Regions from separate parts of the Homo sapiens genome. Here region 1 is linked to region 2. Evidence: read pairs that join two places in POLR2A ChIA-PET (ENCODE). Cell type or tissue: Panc1. All regions are shown on one strand. Links, peaks and the distances in the headings refer to the core of each region. The heading gives the core; the rest is flanking DNA. Region 1 overlaps DYNC2LI1 (dynein cytoplasmic 2 light intermediate chain 1). Region 2 overlaps LRPPRC (leucine rich pentatricopeptide repeat containing).

Region 1 (8,338 bases), core at 1-8,000, 130 kb before region 2:
TTTAGAATGATAATGCTACTAAGGATTCATTGATATATCTAAAAAATGAGAAGGCAGTTTTAAGGTGCCTCCTTGAATTAGTAAAGTTGATTTTTCTTAAAGTGATACATATTTTTGTTTTAGGAACTGGAACAGTACAAAAGAAGTTCTTCCAAGTCTTGGAAACAAATCGAGCTTGATTCTTGAACCTATTTCAATTATTGTATATTTATTTCTTCTTTTCCAAATACAAATAAGATTATACTGTGAATTAACTATTGTGGCAATATGTGAAGAAAGTTAAACTGTATAATTTGTTAAAGGACAAGCTGGATTTCTTGGACTAGTGCATCTCCCTGTATATCTTGAAGCTTTTTAAAAGGAAAAATTATTGTAGAACCACGTGTAATTTTTTTTAAAATAAAAGAATCTTCTACTACCTACCTCTAACATGTTTAAGTGGTATATACTCAATTCAGCATGTATAAGTTTCTGCTTATATGTTTTTAGGAATATAAAAGTAAGAGTATTTGGTTACAGTTTTAAATGCAAGGTTAAGTGCCCACGTTAGACACATTCTTTCTAAAAGGCATTCTCAGCTGTAGCTGGGAGGAAACCGGAATTGGGTTCACAGATGTCAAAATTTTACTCTTAACAGTGAGGCGCAAGAAGCACCTGAAATAGGAGATGCACATTCCCAGGTCCCCACACCTAGAGTGTCGCCATCAGTGGTCTGGAATGGGGCATTTTTAATCAGCACCAATTTCACCCTGCTGTGAGACTGACACATTTATTTTAAATACCACTTTTTGAAGAACAGGCACATCTAAGGAGATATCCTATCAAGAAGCAGGACAAAACATCATGTGTTGCGGATAACCAGGATTATTTCCAAGGTGGGATAGCCTTTAAGAAGCCATTCCAATCTGTAGATGTGTGTACCTGCTAGCCAAGTTCATTTTGAGTAAGTATAATTGCTATGATTAAAAATGATTTATTCTATGTTCTTCCATGTCCACATACAAAATATATTGACTCCCAGCTTCAGATAAGCACATTTACTACCCCAAGGGAGTACTGTCTGAGCAGATAGCAAGCCATCTGCTTATTGCAATGAACTAGGACTTCATAAATTATTTGCAGTACGTATGGTTCTGACACCCTTGAGAACAGAATTTTCAGCATGTTTCCAAGGAACCTCAGTCTTTAGCACACGTTTCTTGCTGAGTGCTATGGAAAAAGAAATCCCTTTAAATTTACAGTGAACATTATGATCTCAGAAACATCACTGACTTGGTGGGAAGAAACAGCCTATTCCACAAGAGTAATAGGAATTGTTATTATGTAATTTGATTTTCTTACACATCACTGTCCATTTTTGACTTGAGACACAAACTGTCACATGTTGAAAGCCATTGTGTTTTTCTAAGGTGCTATCACTAACATTTAATAGCTTGAAGTCACGTGTGATGTCAGTTTTCCAAATGTTTCTGAGCTAGAATGAAATTCATCTGCATATGAATAGTAGAAAATGTTTCCACTTATGTTGTACACCCATATCTTTAGTAAGTTGAAATCAGTGATTTCAAAAGAGGTTCCTGTGGGACTCTCTTTGAACTACTTTAATAGATTATCATCTCCAGAATTGTCTATAACTGATGTGACATATATAATCTGTAAGACATTGTGTAACTATTACACCATAATCATCCATGTCAAAGACCTTTTATAAAAATTGACAATACTAGTCTGATAATTTACCAATGCCTCCACATCCTTAAATACTGTTCTAAGAAATAGAATTTTACTGTGGTTTCCTTAATGAAATGATCTTTCCTATTTCAGTGTGAGACATTTCAAATGCTATAATTTATCTTTCTTCACAAGTTAGGTCACAGTCAGTGAACAAGTTCATGCGCTCTCTACCATATTCTCACCCAAAGTTACCATAGTAACACTGAGACAGTTTCATTTCAGGTTTGTACATGGAATTACTTGAAGATCAATCAGAAAGAGAATCAGTAATTTTAATACAGAACCTTTTTTTTTTTTTGAGACAGAGTCTTGCTCTGTCGCCAGGCTGGAGTGCAGTGGTGCATTCTCGGCTCACTGCAACCTCCACCTCCCAGGTTCAAGCGATTCTCCTGCCTCAGCCTCCCAAGTAGCTGGGACTACAGGCGCCTGCCACCATGCCCAGCTAATTTTTGTATTTTTTAGTAGAGACGGGGTTTCACCATGTTGGCCAGGATGGTCTCAATCTCTTGACCTCGTGATCCACCCGCCTCGGCCTCCCAAAGTGCTGGGATTACAGGCATGAGCCACCGCGCCTGGCCAGAACCCATTTTTAATAACCTATTTACATTATTTTATCCTTGAAAATATGTAATACAGGTGTCTGTATTTATACATATCAGCACCCTTTACAGTTCAAGAATGTGAATTTCTAGTATGTACCCTGTTCTTTGTAAACAATATGTCAGCACTTTTTTTCTTTCTTTTTTAGAGACAGGGTCTTGCTCTGTCTCTGTTGCCCAGGCTGGAGTGCAGTGGTTCCATCATAGCTCACTGCAGCCCCTGCCTCCTAGGTTTAAGCGATCCTTCCACATCAGCCTCCTGAGCAGCTGGGATTACAGATGTGAGACACCATGTCTAGCTATGTCAGCATTTTTTTCTATATGGACTTTAAATAACAGCTGATCTCCAGCCTTAATGGGGTTATTTCTCAGTGCATATACTTTAGTAAAGTTTACTTGTAATTCTTTTTTTTTTTTTTCGGTAGGTTTTTTTTTTTTTATACTTTAAGTTTTAGGGTACATGTGCACAATGTGCCTATAAGTAAACTCAGCTGAAAGTGAAAAATAGCAAACGAATCTTTAAAAACATAACCAGAGGTTTGTCTGGTGTGCTTTGTTCACTGTTGAGCCCATTCCTACGGTTTTTTATTTTAATCCTCAGTAAAATCACTGGGTGCTCTGTAGCAGTGGTGCTCACCATCCATCTGCCCAGCACTCTCTCGATGTGATCAGGTAACTCCGACCCCTCGTGTGGACATCTGCATTTAACTCTGGGTCTTCCAGGAACAGAAGCATTCTTACCCAATTCTGCATGATAACCTTGCTTCATCTAAACCCACAACTCTCTTTCTCTGTCACTTATGGTCAGGAATCCTTGAAACATTTTATTTTTGCCTAATCCTTTATCCAATGTAAACATATTTTTAAGCTGACCTATTTTTTTCTGTGCCTAGAACAAGGAAAAAAAATAGTCACACGAGTCTCCCATAGGTTTATGAATATTATTTACATTCTTGGGTCCGCTCAGTCACAATTTCCAAATAACCACATGTCCCTGCAAGTTGTAAGAGCAAGGGACTATAAACCACTTCCATTGCATTCAAGGCCTGCTTGGATCCAAGAGGCACAAATGGAGTCTTAATGGTTAAAAGACTTGAGATGTCCTGTCAAGAAAGAAATACATGGCACTCTCATTTCAGACGTTCAGAGCAGTCATGCACAGTCGGCAGCTTCACTTCCATTTTCCCAGCCATGGCTTTCACTACCTGCTAATGAGATGATCCCTTATTTTGAAAACAACTATTCCTAGGATGACAAGAGCTGGAATAAATGAATACAAAATCAGAAAGTTCATTGTGAATCTAGATGTTGCACCTGGGCAGGTTTTCTCAATGAATTGAATTCCTTGAGTGAAGGCACACATTGGATTAGTTGTCACAGAAACATTTGAGCTGCCTGTCAAGGAAAAGATTGACAGTGTCAGGTGTGGTTTATCTCAGGTAATTTAATCAACAAGTATTTACCAAGCGCTTGCTAAGTACCCTTAATGAAAAATACAGGACACTTTAGCAAGCCCAGAGTTTACAATTTGATGAAGCAAGAGTGAGCAGTTCTGGCCTTTGGCTTCATTTGAAGATGGACATGCTTTTGTTTCTATTTTGGGTATAGATTCATTACCATATTTGTGATAAAAATCATGATCCCTTAGCACAGACTATCCTAAAGTTACTGACATTATCACTTAAAATTATTTAAAACACTACTAAATTCAGCCATATTCTTTGGTTGTCTTTGGAGTGGCCCTGAGATTTTTTTGGTTGTTTTTTTTTTGTTTTTTTTGGGGTTTTTTTTTTCGTTTTTTTTTTTTTTTTTTTTTTTTTTGAGACACAGTTTCACTCTGCCGCCCAGGCTGGAGTGCAGTGGCTCGATCTGGGCTCACTGCAACCTCAGCCTCCCAGATTCAAGTGATTCTCATGCTTCAGCCTCCTGTGTAGCTGGGATTTACAGGCACGCACCACCACGCCTGGCTAATTTTTGTATTTTTAGTAGAGACAGGTTTTTGCCACGTCGGCCAGGCTGGTCTCGAACTCTTGACCTCAAGTGATCCAACCTCCGACTCCCAAAGTGCTGGGATTACAGGCGTGAGCCACTGTGCCCGGCCACCCTGAGATTTCTAATGGCCATGAGGTCCTTGTCTTGGTTCTACTTCCATCTGGTGGGATTGAGGAATAGACTTTTGCCAAAAGTAGCTTTATTTAGCTATGTACGATGTACATTTTGGGGAACAAGAAGCCACTTCAGCCTGCTTGAATGTGTTCAGTAGATACAGGAACTGAGTCTATCCAGAATATTCTGGAGTTTACCTCAGTGTACATAAGGTCTGTCATTTTCTAACAACATCCAAGTGTCCCTTACCTGTTGACCTTTGACAGGAGACTAACTTGACTACTGCTTATTTTCTTTCATCTTAAAAATCAGAGAAAATGTTGGACTGTATTTCAAAACAGAGTTTTAAATTGAATTATTATAAAACACAGTTTTTATTTCAAAAATACATTTCCTCCAAGAAATTGCTTCCTCAGAGTAACATGCAAAAATAATATCCCCAAATAGAATACTTACCACAAGTGAAATTCAGTCCGTAGAACTCATTGACTACAAGAATCTCACTGCAATATTTTTGGAATGTAAAATAACTGATGATTTTAAAAGGAATGGGCATTTCTTGTATGTTTCTTAAGAAAAAGAAAACAAAAATGAAATTCAGTAGGCTCTGGCAATAGTCCTACCAAATGAAAAGAAAGGCAATCCTTATATTTTCCAACAGGAATATAGTTTTCTATCTCCTTATTATAAAAATGATGCTCACTATAAAAAAACCTTCAAACAACATTGAACAATATAAAGAAATACCGTTGCCTAGAAATAACTATTGTTAACATTTTGGTAATATATATAACATGTGTGTTTAAAAGTTTTATATAAATGGAATTAAACTCTTCATGCTCTTTCCTAACTTACTCTTTTTCTGCCAAACATATGTCTCAGACATCCTTCCAAGTCAGTAAGCATAGCACTTTGTCATTTTTAGGCACAGCTTGGTGGCCTGTTATAGTGAAGACCTTAATTTAACAGTTCTCTCAAGTAGACGATTACTGTCTACTTATTTTGGTAAGCACTACTGATATAAACGTACAAGAAAATACAGACCTAACACATACCAATTGGAGGAGGAGATTTGTGATTAAACAGAAAGTTGAAGGTACCAACGTAGAAAGTTAGAACTAACCTAGAATACAAAGGAAAAAGGAAGGAGAGACCGAACCAACATTCATTGTGAAAATGAAATATGTCTCCTCTCCAATCTATTTCAGGTGAAACTGTGTGCTGACACTGTGGTCTTCTTAGTCCACTGTATATTTTCTGTCAATCAAAAGGTATAAAATTCTTTCTGTTTGCAAGGCACTAGTTCTAGGAGCTTGAGAACTTCAAAAGATGTATCCTATCCCTAAAGAACTCATAATGTAGTTGGAGATATAGAATATATCCTTAAAACTATAAAAATATACAGTAGTGAACTATTTGTGCCAAGAAAGTATAAAAAAATGTGTACCACACATCCATGATGTTCTTGTATTTAGTATTTATGGTTTCACCTATTTGCAAGGTGTCCTCAACCTTTCAGTTTCCTAAGGCACAACATTGAATTAACCACATTGAGAGGTTGCTAATTGAAAAGGATACGTGGGACTCTGGGAAGGAATTAGGGGAAGAGGATGGAAATTCTAGGAAGGCAGAAATGGTATGAGTACAGGTATGCCAAGGGCTGCATATGGGACTGACTGGACCAGAAACACTGGAAGAGAGGATGTGAAGGAACAGTGGGAGGGGAGCTCGGAACAATAGCCAGCAACAGCCATTTCAGGGCCTTGCTGTGAGTTGAGGTTGAATGACCATGAATGAGACAGGTCACGTTGAAATCAGCATTCTGAGAAAATTAACGTGACTCCAGCAAGAAGGATGGCTAGAATGAGGGCAGAGTAAGAACAGGAAAAGAAAAAAAAAAAAAAAAAGGACCAGACTACAAAAAAAGTTCAACTATGAGATGACAAAGGCCTGGAGTAGGATGATGGCCATGAGATGGTGGCTGCCTAGTGGCTAGGGTGCTATCTTTCTGAGGTAGGAACTGTGAACCTTTGTTTCTCCCTGTACCACACAGAGTCAAACACAAAATGTTCCACATGCACCTATGGTTTGATATCAGAAAAGAAAACCAACATGATTTGGTGAGTGATGCAGTGTGTATACAGTTCAAAGACAGAGTCATTTACTTATTCACTCAACAAATAATGTTTGCAGGCCTAATTGGTCCAAGGCCTAATTGGGCTGGCTGCTGAGAGGGTCTAAAATGATGAATGAGACACAGCTGCTGCCTTCAAGGGGTGGATAATCTATTACAGCAAAGGAAGACCGTGACAGGAAGTAGTGTGTGATAGGCTGAGAGAGAAAACAAAAGGGGCCTTCAAAGAGAGTGCGCCTCTAGCCTTGGGAACAACCAACAGACTTTGTGCAGGTGGCGGAGAGAGAGAAATGGATCAGTGAAAGGCACAGACAGAAGGAGAAGCAGCGGGAGGAACCATAGATCTGGATGTATTGACATGACATTGTCCACATTAGGTTGGTTTGTGCTTTGTCTTTTTTATTTTTTGAACGGAGTCTTGTTCTGTCACCTAGGCTGGAGTGCAGTGGCATGATTTTGGCTCACTGCAGCCTCCGCCTCCCAGGTTCAGGTGATTCTCCTGCCTCAGCCTCCTGAGTAGCTGAAATTACAGGCACGTGACACCACACCCACCTAATTCATATTATGTTGTTAAATGGGAAAAAAAGTATGCATATTTTATATCTTATACAACAGGATGATTTCATCTTTGTTAAAAATTATATAAAATTCTAGCAAGAACTACAACAAAATTTAACTCTAGGCTCTGATACTTCAGGTAACTTTTACTTTCTTCCACATCCACATTTATATTGTGAGCACTTCTTCCCCCAAGAACTTGCATGATTTTGTAAGCAGAAAACACAGCAAAGCTAATTTCCTTTGTGTTTAAAAGAGAAGGGAGCCAACAGCACAAATGCCTTAGGCAGTTCACCCAGAAAGATGATGACTGGGGAGAAAAATGGGTAAATGGAATGACTAGCAGGTTGATGTGGCCTTTAAGAGTGGAGTTTTAATTTTCAGCGATGGAAGTGGAATTCATATGAAGCCTTGGGTTGTTAAGATTTTGCAACTAATCTGAGAACATTTAGTATTCTTTGCAACTGCCTACCTTTTAAGAGCAATTAACCACCAGGTATAGTGGCTCACGCCTGTAATCCCAGCACCTTGGGAGGCCGAGGCAGGGAAATCACTTGAAGTCAGGAGTTTGAGACCAGCCTGACCAACTTGGTGAAACCTCATCTCTACCAAAAATACAAAAATTAGCTGGGCGTGGTGGTGCGCACCTGTAATCCCAGCTATTCAGGAGGCTAAGGCAGGAGAATTGCTTGAACCTGAGAGACGGAGGTTGCAGTGAGCCGAGATCGTGCCATTGCATTCCAGCCTGGGTGACAGAGTGAGTGAGACTCTGCGTCAAGAAACAAACAAAAATAAAAATAAAGAGCAACTAACCTCCTTTTCCTAAAACCCTAATACAAATGCTTCTTATGATGGGGTTACTTCCAGATAAACCCATCATAAGTTGAAAATATTCTAAGTTAAAAATGCATTTAAGGCCAGACGCGGTGGCTCACGTCTATAATCCCAGCACTTTGGGAGGCCAAGGCAGGCAGATCACCTGAGGTCAGGAGTTTGAGACCAACCTGGCCAAAATGGTGAAACCACGTCTCTACTAAAAATACAAAAATTAGCCAGGTGTAATGGCAGGCACCTGTAATCCCAGCTACTCGGGAGGCTGAGGCAGGAAAATCGCTTGAACATGGGAGGCGGAGGTTACAGTGAGCCGAGATCGCGCCACTGCATTCCAGCCTGGGTGACAGAGCGCGATTCCCTCTCAAAACAAACA
Region 2 (8,347 bases), core at 101-8,100:
ATTTCGTGTGTTAAAGGGTACTTTATAAAAAAGTCCAAATAGATTAAGGCATTCTCTGATTTTACTGTAAATTCTGACTTTATGTAGAAAGTTGCTGTAAGAATGTATTACTTCTGAAAGCAAGGACTACCGTCAAATACTTTTTTCCAATCACTTACGTGCCTTTAACAATTGTATCTCAATAATTTCAGATTTGGTAAACGTTATTAAATGTCCACCAATAGCTAATAAGGAATTTTCAAGAACTTTTTCATCTTTATCATAATATTTTCTGTACTGTCACCTTACTAGCCAAGTAGGAAATAACCTCAAGTTTCATATATATGGGAACTTACTATTATGAAAACTAGGATATTCGTGTTGGTCAGTGAATTCTAGAAGAATTCTAAATACTTTTTTCATTAAAGGGTAAGCTTTTAAAAATTATTTCCAATTACAAAGTCAAGCCTTCTTTTATGTGAGAAATTAAAATAAAAAGACACTGTCATTAAATCAGTTTCTTAAACAACAGTGTGGTACTATATTCTTGTGGGTCCTTAAGAAGTATTTTCCCCCCATAAAAGGACAATTTGCTTTCAATTTACTTTAACCCTGTCTTTATTAAAAGTTTTTTTGTAATTTCTCTCTTACCATACTGAAATAAAATTCACAGGTAATATAAAAAAAATAAAATAAAAGGACAATGTTAGTATGAGAAATATTTAAGACCTTGCAAGACCAGGTGCGGTGGCTCATGCCTGTAATCCCAGCACTTTGGGAGGCCAAGGAGGGCGGATCACCTGAGGTGGAGAAACCCCATCTCTATTAAAAATATAAAATTAGCCGGGCGTGATGGCGCATGCCTGTAATCCCAGCTACTCGGGGGGCTGAGGAGGGAGAATCCCTTGAACCCGGGAGGTGGAGGTTGCAGTGAGCTGAGATCGTGCCATTGCACTCCAGCCTGGGCAACAAAAGTGAAACTCTGTTTCAAAAAAAAAAAAGAAATCCCTTGGAAGAACTATAGAGATTATATGATCCAATTCTACTTGCCACCCCCTTTTACTTTCAAAGAAATAATGAAACTGGGGCATCTAGAGACTGGCTGATTTGACTAAGGCTACCAGGTAAACAGAGGAAGGTACTAGGTAAGCAAGTCGCTGGACTTCCCATTGTCAGTTCAGTACATCTAATTACACATTATGCTTTATTAAAAGCACTGGTATTTGAATAATGTAATAAAGTGGTGCAATTTGGAATAAGAAATTAACGATTTATGAAAAGAGAGTATGAAAGGTATTTTAAAAAGAGGCATGGTTAGAGACATGGCTCCAAGTACAACTAGTGACAATTAGTGAAAATCTTTGTAGAGAATATAAATTTCTCATACACATAACAGTTTTCAAAACCAGAAAGTCCTTTTATACTTCCTGTTAAAGCCTTCACATTTTTGCCTATTATACAAATGTTACATTGCCCTAAGTTGAATTACTATTTTATCAAGATCTGATTTTAAGCTGTACTAAAAAAGTAAAAGACAACGAAGAAATGTTAGTTTTATTGCAATAATAGTGACACAGTGAAAACGAGCCTATCCTGATGGAACTCTTACCTTATCCCCTTACTAAGCCCTGTTTACAGTGCATCTTCTGGCACCCCACAGAGTCATTTGAATTTTTGTCATTTGGGGTGAAGACTAAATTACAGGTTAATTTCAAACTGCAAGTAGATGTTGCAGGCTGGATTACTGTCATAGAAGAGAAATGGTACAGTAGCTACCACATATGATATAAAGCTTTATATAATCAGTATTTTCCCTTACTTCAGACACAGGTTCGGTTATTGCCTTTCTATAACTCTGCTTAACGAAAAACTACTAAAACATTTTTTAAGAGCAAAGCTAACACACATACGATTTTTTTTTAAGTGGCATGATTTGCTTTTCCAGATCAATTCCCAAACTAGAATAGTATTGTCTCAATTGTATTTCCCCCTACATTAGGTCAAAGCTATCAATAAATGAATGAATAATTGTTCTGTCAATCAAAGCGACACGTTAATAGTCTTTGGTCTCCAAATATATGCTTCTGAAGATTATACATGTTCAGAACAACAACAGAAAAAACAAGAATGGCAAAATGGAAATAATTCATATATTTGTCAGTAATTTTAAGAACCAATGTTACTGCTCTTAGGATGCCAACAAAATGAATTAGAAATTTATAATGAAATACCTCATACAAAGTGTACTGGAGATAAAAACAAAGTAAATGACTAGTCAGTTCTTCAGTCCCTATTATCTAATTCGGACTTGTGGTTGGATCATGTCATTTTAAAAGACAAAAATTTACATTCCCCACATAATTTATGTCACTATTAATCTTTCATAATAAAGCTTGAAAACTTAGGTGATGACGGAAATGAAAAATATGTTTAAAAGCACCTAAAATTTGCATTGCTATGAAGATAGCTATGTAGTCATAGGACTTTGGATTTCCATCCCAACTGATAAGAGTACTTATGCTACTCAGCTGTAGCAACGTGATACATTTCTAGAAGTGGTGATGAAAAGCAAATTATCACAACAGCTGAACTCAAGGACATTTGGGTTCCCTCCTAGTTCTAACAGGTTCTATGACTCTGTGCTTATTAGGTTCATCTAAAGTGTTTTGCACAAGCAGAGAAAATCATCAGGTGAAAATACCACTTTTATTAGGCAGGATGAAATCAGTAAGGGAAGCACAATATCAAAAGGAGAAAGGTAAAAATTGCTTTACAACCAAAATGTGGGACAACACATTACCAATCAGTCTACTTCTAGCTTCTGTGACCCAAAGTGATCTGTGAATTTCTTTGAGCACTAGAAATGATTTAAATCCTGCTAAGAAATAACAATAATCCTCTGAAGAAATTAATGTTGACACATTAATTTTGCATTCAAAACTTTGAGCCCATGCTTGTATCAGCATATATGCATAATTCCTAAAGCTTCACATACAAATATTTAAAGGCTCACTCCTAATAAAAATTTAGTCAATGCTTTCACAAATGACACTAAAAGAAAATCAACTCTGTAGCATACTATTACCCTTTATAAAAAAAAAAATCAAGACACCCCCCTCAAAATTTCAATAGACTACATAATTTTCATGCATAAAACTACGTACACTAATAAAAAGTAAGCAATCATTTTAAAAAGCAGTATTTTGTTTGGTGCAAATTAAAAATATAAGCTTTACCAAAATTCTGTAAGTCTATGAAATAAAGGTAAAATTGAGGAAAAGATTCTGTAATTTTAAATTTTAAGAACATATATATGAGATAGGCTGGGTCCAGCAAGAAATTTGGAAACTTAAAATAGAGTTAAATTCATTAACTTGAATAGACTCACTTGGCCTGCATCAAAATTCATTCTAGAATCTAGAATTCACTTCTTAAGGGAACATGACTACAAAGAGCTACTACAAACTACAATTTTTTCATTATTACACGGAAGAACATCCCGATAAATAAGCTTGAAGCTCCGATGGCAAATCTGATAGTACCACTCATTTGAGTCCTCATTCTGAAACTGAAGTATGCTATAACGTCACTGACAGAAAAACAAACACCATGTAGCATGTAAGTTTGCTGGACAGACATTTCTATGGGACATCCACCAATCATAAAACTATCTACTTTGAGATACCAAGAAACATGTACTCCTAAAACTCATATACATTCCTCAATACATATACCTGTAAAAATCATAAATGTATTTCATACAATCTGGAATTGTTAAAACAACCACGAGTGACAACTATCTATTTATCTATTAGTAGCTTTAAACTTAAGTCTCGTAATTTATACTAAGTAACTTTCTAATCCCAGAGAGTATACTTAAACAACAAAAGAAAGATGGCCGGGCGCGGTGGCTCACGCCTGTAATCCCAGCACTTTGGGAGGCTGAGGTGGGTGGATCACGCGGTCAGGAGATCGAGACCATCCTGGCTAACATGGTGAAACCCCGTCTCCACTAAAAATACAAAAAAAAAAAAAAAAATAGCTGGCGTGGCGGTGAGCACCTGTAGTCCCAGCTACTCGGGAGGCTGAGGCAGGAGAATGGCATCAACCCAGGAGGCGGAGCTTGCAGTGAGCCAAGATCGTGCCACTGCACTCCAGCCTGGGAGACAGCAAGACTCCGTCTCAAAAAAATAAAAATAAAAATAAAAATAAAAACAACAACAACAACAAAAAACGAAAGATGACAAATATTGATTTTTTTTATTTGGAATAAAGTACTTTAAACTTATACATTGTTAGTGAAGTGGCAATTTATGTAACAGGCTTCCTTACTGAAATGCGCTCAAATCTGCAATCACTACAGAAAAGAAGGGCTGTGGGGGGAGAAAAAAGTTTAAAAAAGAAAAAACAAACAAACAAAAACCAAACTGAACTCCTTAAAAACAAACTATCTTACAAATCCTCAGCAGATGTTCAATATGGGAAGAAACCAATTCAAGAGAAACCATCATCTTCACAAAAATTATTCTGTTAAGAGAACCAGCACTTGAAAGAGCTAAATGTTTTTTTTCTGTTCATCATCTATAAATGAGGAATCTTCAAGGAGACTGGTGTTGCAATTACAACTAATCCTCCCCAAAAAATTAACTGTGTTGAAGGCTTTGTAATTTCCCTAGGTACAATTTAGCTGTCACTTACTTTAAAATTTACTCAAACATGCGTTCGGAACAGCACTAACTTCACATGTCAAGTGCTTTCCAGCCAATTGAGTCTAAACTGGAAGTCGGTGTTAAACAACTGAATGATTAGACAAGATAGCTCATTTCCCTGCTCTTTTGTTCAGAATAAAATGCCACATTTACATTATCAGGCTCAACAGGATTTTCTGACAGAGGCAGAAAAAACCCTACTGCACACTGTCCGTACTAAGCACATGAAGCCTGTCATTTACCAATCATCCTTCAAAAAGCAATAGCCATGAATGTAACTTAATTACGACCCAATGATCCTTGACGAAAAATCATCTTATCACTGTCCTGTCCCCCTAGGGCAAATGAACCACTTTTTGTCCTTTGGCACTGATGATGCTAAATTCTTAATTGCAATAATGGAGTAAAAGAGCCAAACCTCCTTAATTTCCTTTCAGCACATAAGGAGTTTTACTCTAGAAGGCAAGCATTCCCATAAATAATGAAAGTATCCAGTACAAATGAAGATGCTAAAATTGAAGGGGAGCATGTGTAACAGAATCATCAACATTTTAAAAAGCCTATTTCCCATTTATGTAACATATTAAAGTGTTACAGTGAGTTCCAAAAACATTGTTACAAGTTCATCTTAGAGAAATTGTGACCTTTATGAACTCAAGATTAATTCAGCAAGAATTCTGGGAGGATAGTATATATGAAGTTCATGACACACTTAAATGAAATGCATATGTACATATACAGATTATAACACAAACCAGCACAAAAAAAATCCTTAATGGAAAGCAGAAATTAAAGCTGCTTTGATCACTTGCACCAACATAATCCAGTTAAACAGCTTCAGTTATTTTTTAATGCATGCAATGAAACCAAAATGGATCAGGTATAAAACAAGTGAACCTGAAACTGCATCATACAAATTTTTATGCTTTAATATCTGATGGCCCAGACTTTATTAATTTCATTTCCTTGACCATAACATGAAGACTAATAAAAAACTCTTTTAACCTATTTTAAAGCATTTCTTTCTTCCTTAATGTGACGGATTGCTGTCATCTCCATGAATCAGGCATGATTTTAATAAGATAAAATACTTACAAAAGAAAATGTTTGAAATAATACTCATTTGGACTACATGTAAAATACGTGGCTTAGAGACTGTAATGTAATGTAAATGAAACATAAAAATTTTGTTCAACTGCAAATTTTTTTCCATTCAATGCAAGTATTTTCATTTTGATAATACAAAAGCAGGTTAGCTTACCAACTTCTTTATAATTTTCTAAATCTGTTATTGTTTTGGATTTCCCTTGGCAAATGAATAAAAACAGTGTATTTTTTCTATACCCATAAAGCTTTTTTACATTGTCTAAATAACACAAACTGACACAGTATTAATTTCTCCTGTGTTTTGTCCAATGCTGGAAAAGTCGGTTCAGAATTAAGATCCACTGAAACTTAAAGAGATTATCTTTCTAAGGAACTCAGTCTCATGGAACTGCTTCAGAATTACAACACGAAAGTGATATTCTCTTTAGAGCCTTTTACAGTGACATGCCAAAAAGATGCCTGCCTTTGAATGAAAGGGTGAAGATTTATGATGATGTTTCAAAATGTTTTTTATACTTTTATCACAAGTTTGAATAAATAAAGCTCATTTGCCAGATGAGCTCATACCTGCTGAGGTCAATTACATGATATTACTGAAGATTATACACATTTAATCAAATCGAATACACGTGGACTTTTTGGCAGGCTAGTGTGGTTAATCCTAGCACTTGTCATGATTCTGAATTAATTAGCTATCTTCCATCAGTTGGAGAAAACACAATTGAGAAAGAGTTTCAAAGTCAGGGTTTTACTCCAGGCATTTCCCCTGACTACGAATGTTTCTGCTGTTTTCTGTAATTTCATAAATATAAAATTTCCTTTATCTTTTTATTAGTCTCATGACTCTGAAAGAGTCAATAGCCCTTTTTATTATGATAGATGAAACTGAAAGACCTCATCATGGAGACTGCATTAGCAAAGTAGTCTAAAAAAAAAAAAAAAAAAAAACTAGGCAAATAAAAACAGAATTAAAATAAAATAAAAATAGAAGATATACATATCTGAAAGTAGTAAAACACCAATAATGAAAAGACACTAATTTAGATTTCCTTAGCTCAATTAGCAGGGAGAGCCAAATTTGACTGAGACACAGAAATATCTGACTTCAGGATATAATCAGAAGCACAGAGGATGCTCTAGGTTAACATTTGAATTCCACACCGTTTCCATTTTCCCATGGGTAAGCTCTCCTTGGTTCATGAGCCCCATCTGCAGACCTCTTTCGGAAAGCTTTCAGGTCTCCTCTGTCTTCAAAGTATTTCTATTTGTAAGATACTTTTCTACGATGGCCTCATTTTCATTGTTAATTATTTTATTTTTGCCCGGTAGTGTAGGAGGGCCTAATTTTTCTGGGCACTGGGCCCATTTCTTTCAAATCCTTCTGTAGAGTTGCACATGCAATTTGCAGAAATGGGTCTTTTAAGCAATTGAAAAAAATTCTAATAGGAAGCATATTAATTATAGGATTTCTATATAAAGTTGGCTATGAATATGATAACTCAATAACACAGTCATTATTTGAATCACTATTTCTTTAAAAGGATGTAATGCTGAGACTGTAGAGGTTAAGATTTGACCAGTCATCTAACCCGGTAATTGTTTTTGATTGGATGGCAAAGGAATTATTTCATGTGTGCATGCATGTATTCACACATTTTTTTAAGTTAGTTAAAAGAGATGGTTTTTATTATACATTTAAAATTCAACACTAAATCATTTATTATATTCAATTAATTAAACTCTCTAATAAATAAAGAAAAACTACCAGAAATTTGGGGAAAACATGAGAACCGTTAAAATACATATTTTATTTTTCTCCTGGCATCAACAGGACAACATCCACACTACATCCACAGTGAGATATTTCTGCGTTTCAGTCAAATTCAGCTCTCCCTGTTAATTGAACTAAAGAAATCTAAATTAGTATCTTTTCATTTTCGGTGTTTTACTACTTTCAGATACGTATATCTTCCATTTTATTTTATTTTAATTATTATCTTCTATTTTTGTTTGCCTAGGGTTGTTTAAACTAATTTGCCAGTGCAGTCTCCATGTAATGCAGATTACAAACTATGTTAAGCTATGAAAAAGCTGACAAAGAAGATCTAGGAAATTTAAAAAGCAAAACAGAAAACAAAAACAAGTACAAAAGAAAAAGATGATAAATTACGCTTAGTCATCTTACTAAAATGTTTTATTCATTATAAAATAGACTGACTTTATGATTTACATTGCAAATAATGCCTTAAATTGAGCACCAACAAGAGCATTTCAAATGGAAAAATTAACAAACTCAGTAAATCTTGCCCTATCAGTAAAATTCATCTCCTACAACATTTATCAAAGCTAGAATAACTGTAATGGTATATGTATTTAAAATACCCTGTGAAGAAAAGGAGCACTGAAGATGCTTCAACACTTATTACCTGAATAACTGTCAAGACACATACTCAAAAGCCCCAGAAGATCCTTTTTTCTTATATTTATTAATAACACTTATCAGGCTCAAAACTAGGAAAAACTAGATTCAAATTCAAGTGATCACATGCTCC

The links. ChIA-PET counts read pairs that join two places held together with the same protein. Peaks named below come from ENCODE experiments on the same cell type or tissue, not always from the same donor. Only the 100,000 strongest peaks of a DNase experiment are listed, where the experiment ranks them.
Region 1: POLR2A ChIA-PET joins it to region 2 with 13 read pairs; 3 of 35 experiments call an interaction of 5 or more read pairs at or near these places.

The regions. Positions count from the first base shown.
Region 1 is chr2:43,809,582-43,817,919 of GRCh38, forward strand. DYNC2LI1 (dynein cytoplasmic 2 light intermediate chain 1) reads left to right here. Exons shown (of 13, transcript NM_016008.4): 13 at 124-429. The coding sequence ends at 186. ABCG5 (ATP binding cassette subfamily G member 5) reads right to left here. Exons shown (of 13, transcript NM_022436.3): 12 at 4,896-5,008; 13 at 2,891-3,728. The coding sequence ends at 3,535. Among named protein-coding and RNA genes, the nearest start is that of ABCG5, 25 kb to the right of the region's middle. In Panc1, for the core only: no CTCF peak of the experiment used is centred there; no DNase peak of the experiment used is centred there.
Region 2 is chr2:43,935,116-43,943,462 of GRCh38, forward strand. The region is part of intron 23 of LRPPRC (leucine rich pentatricopeptide repeat containing); the gene reads right to left. Among named protein-coding and RNA genes, the nearest start is that of LRPPRC, 57 kb to the right of the region's middle. In Panc1, for the core only: no CTCF peak of the experiment used is centred there; no DNase peak of the experiment used is centred there; H3K27ac peaks cover 5,359 bases.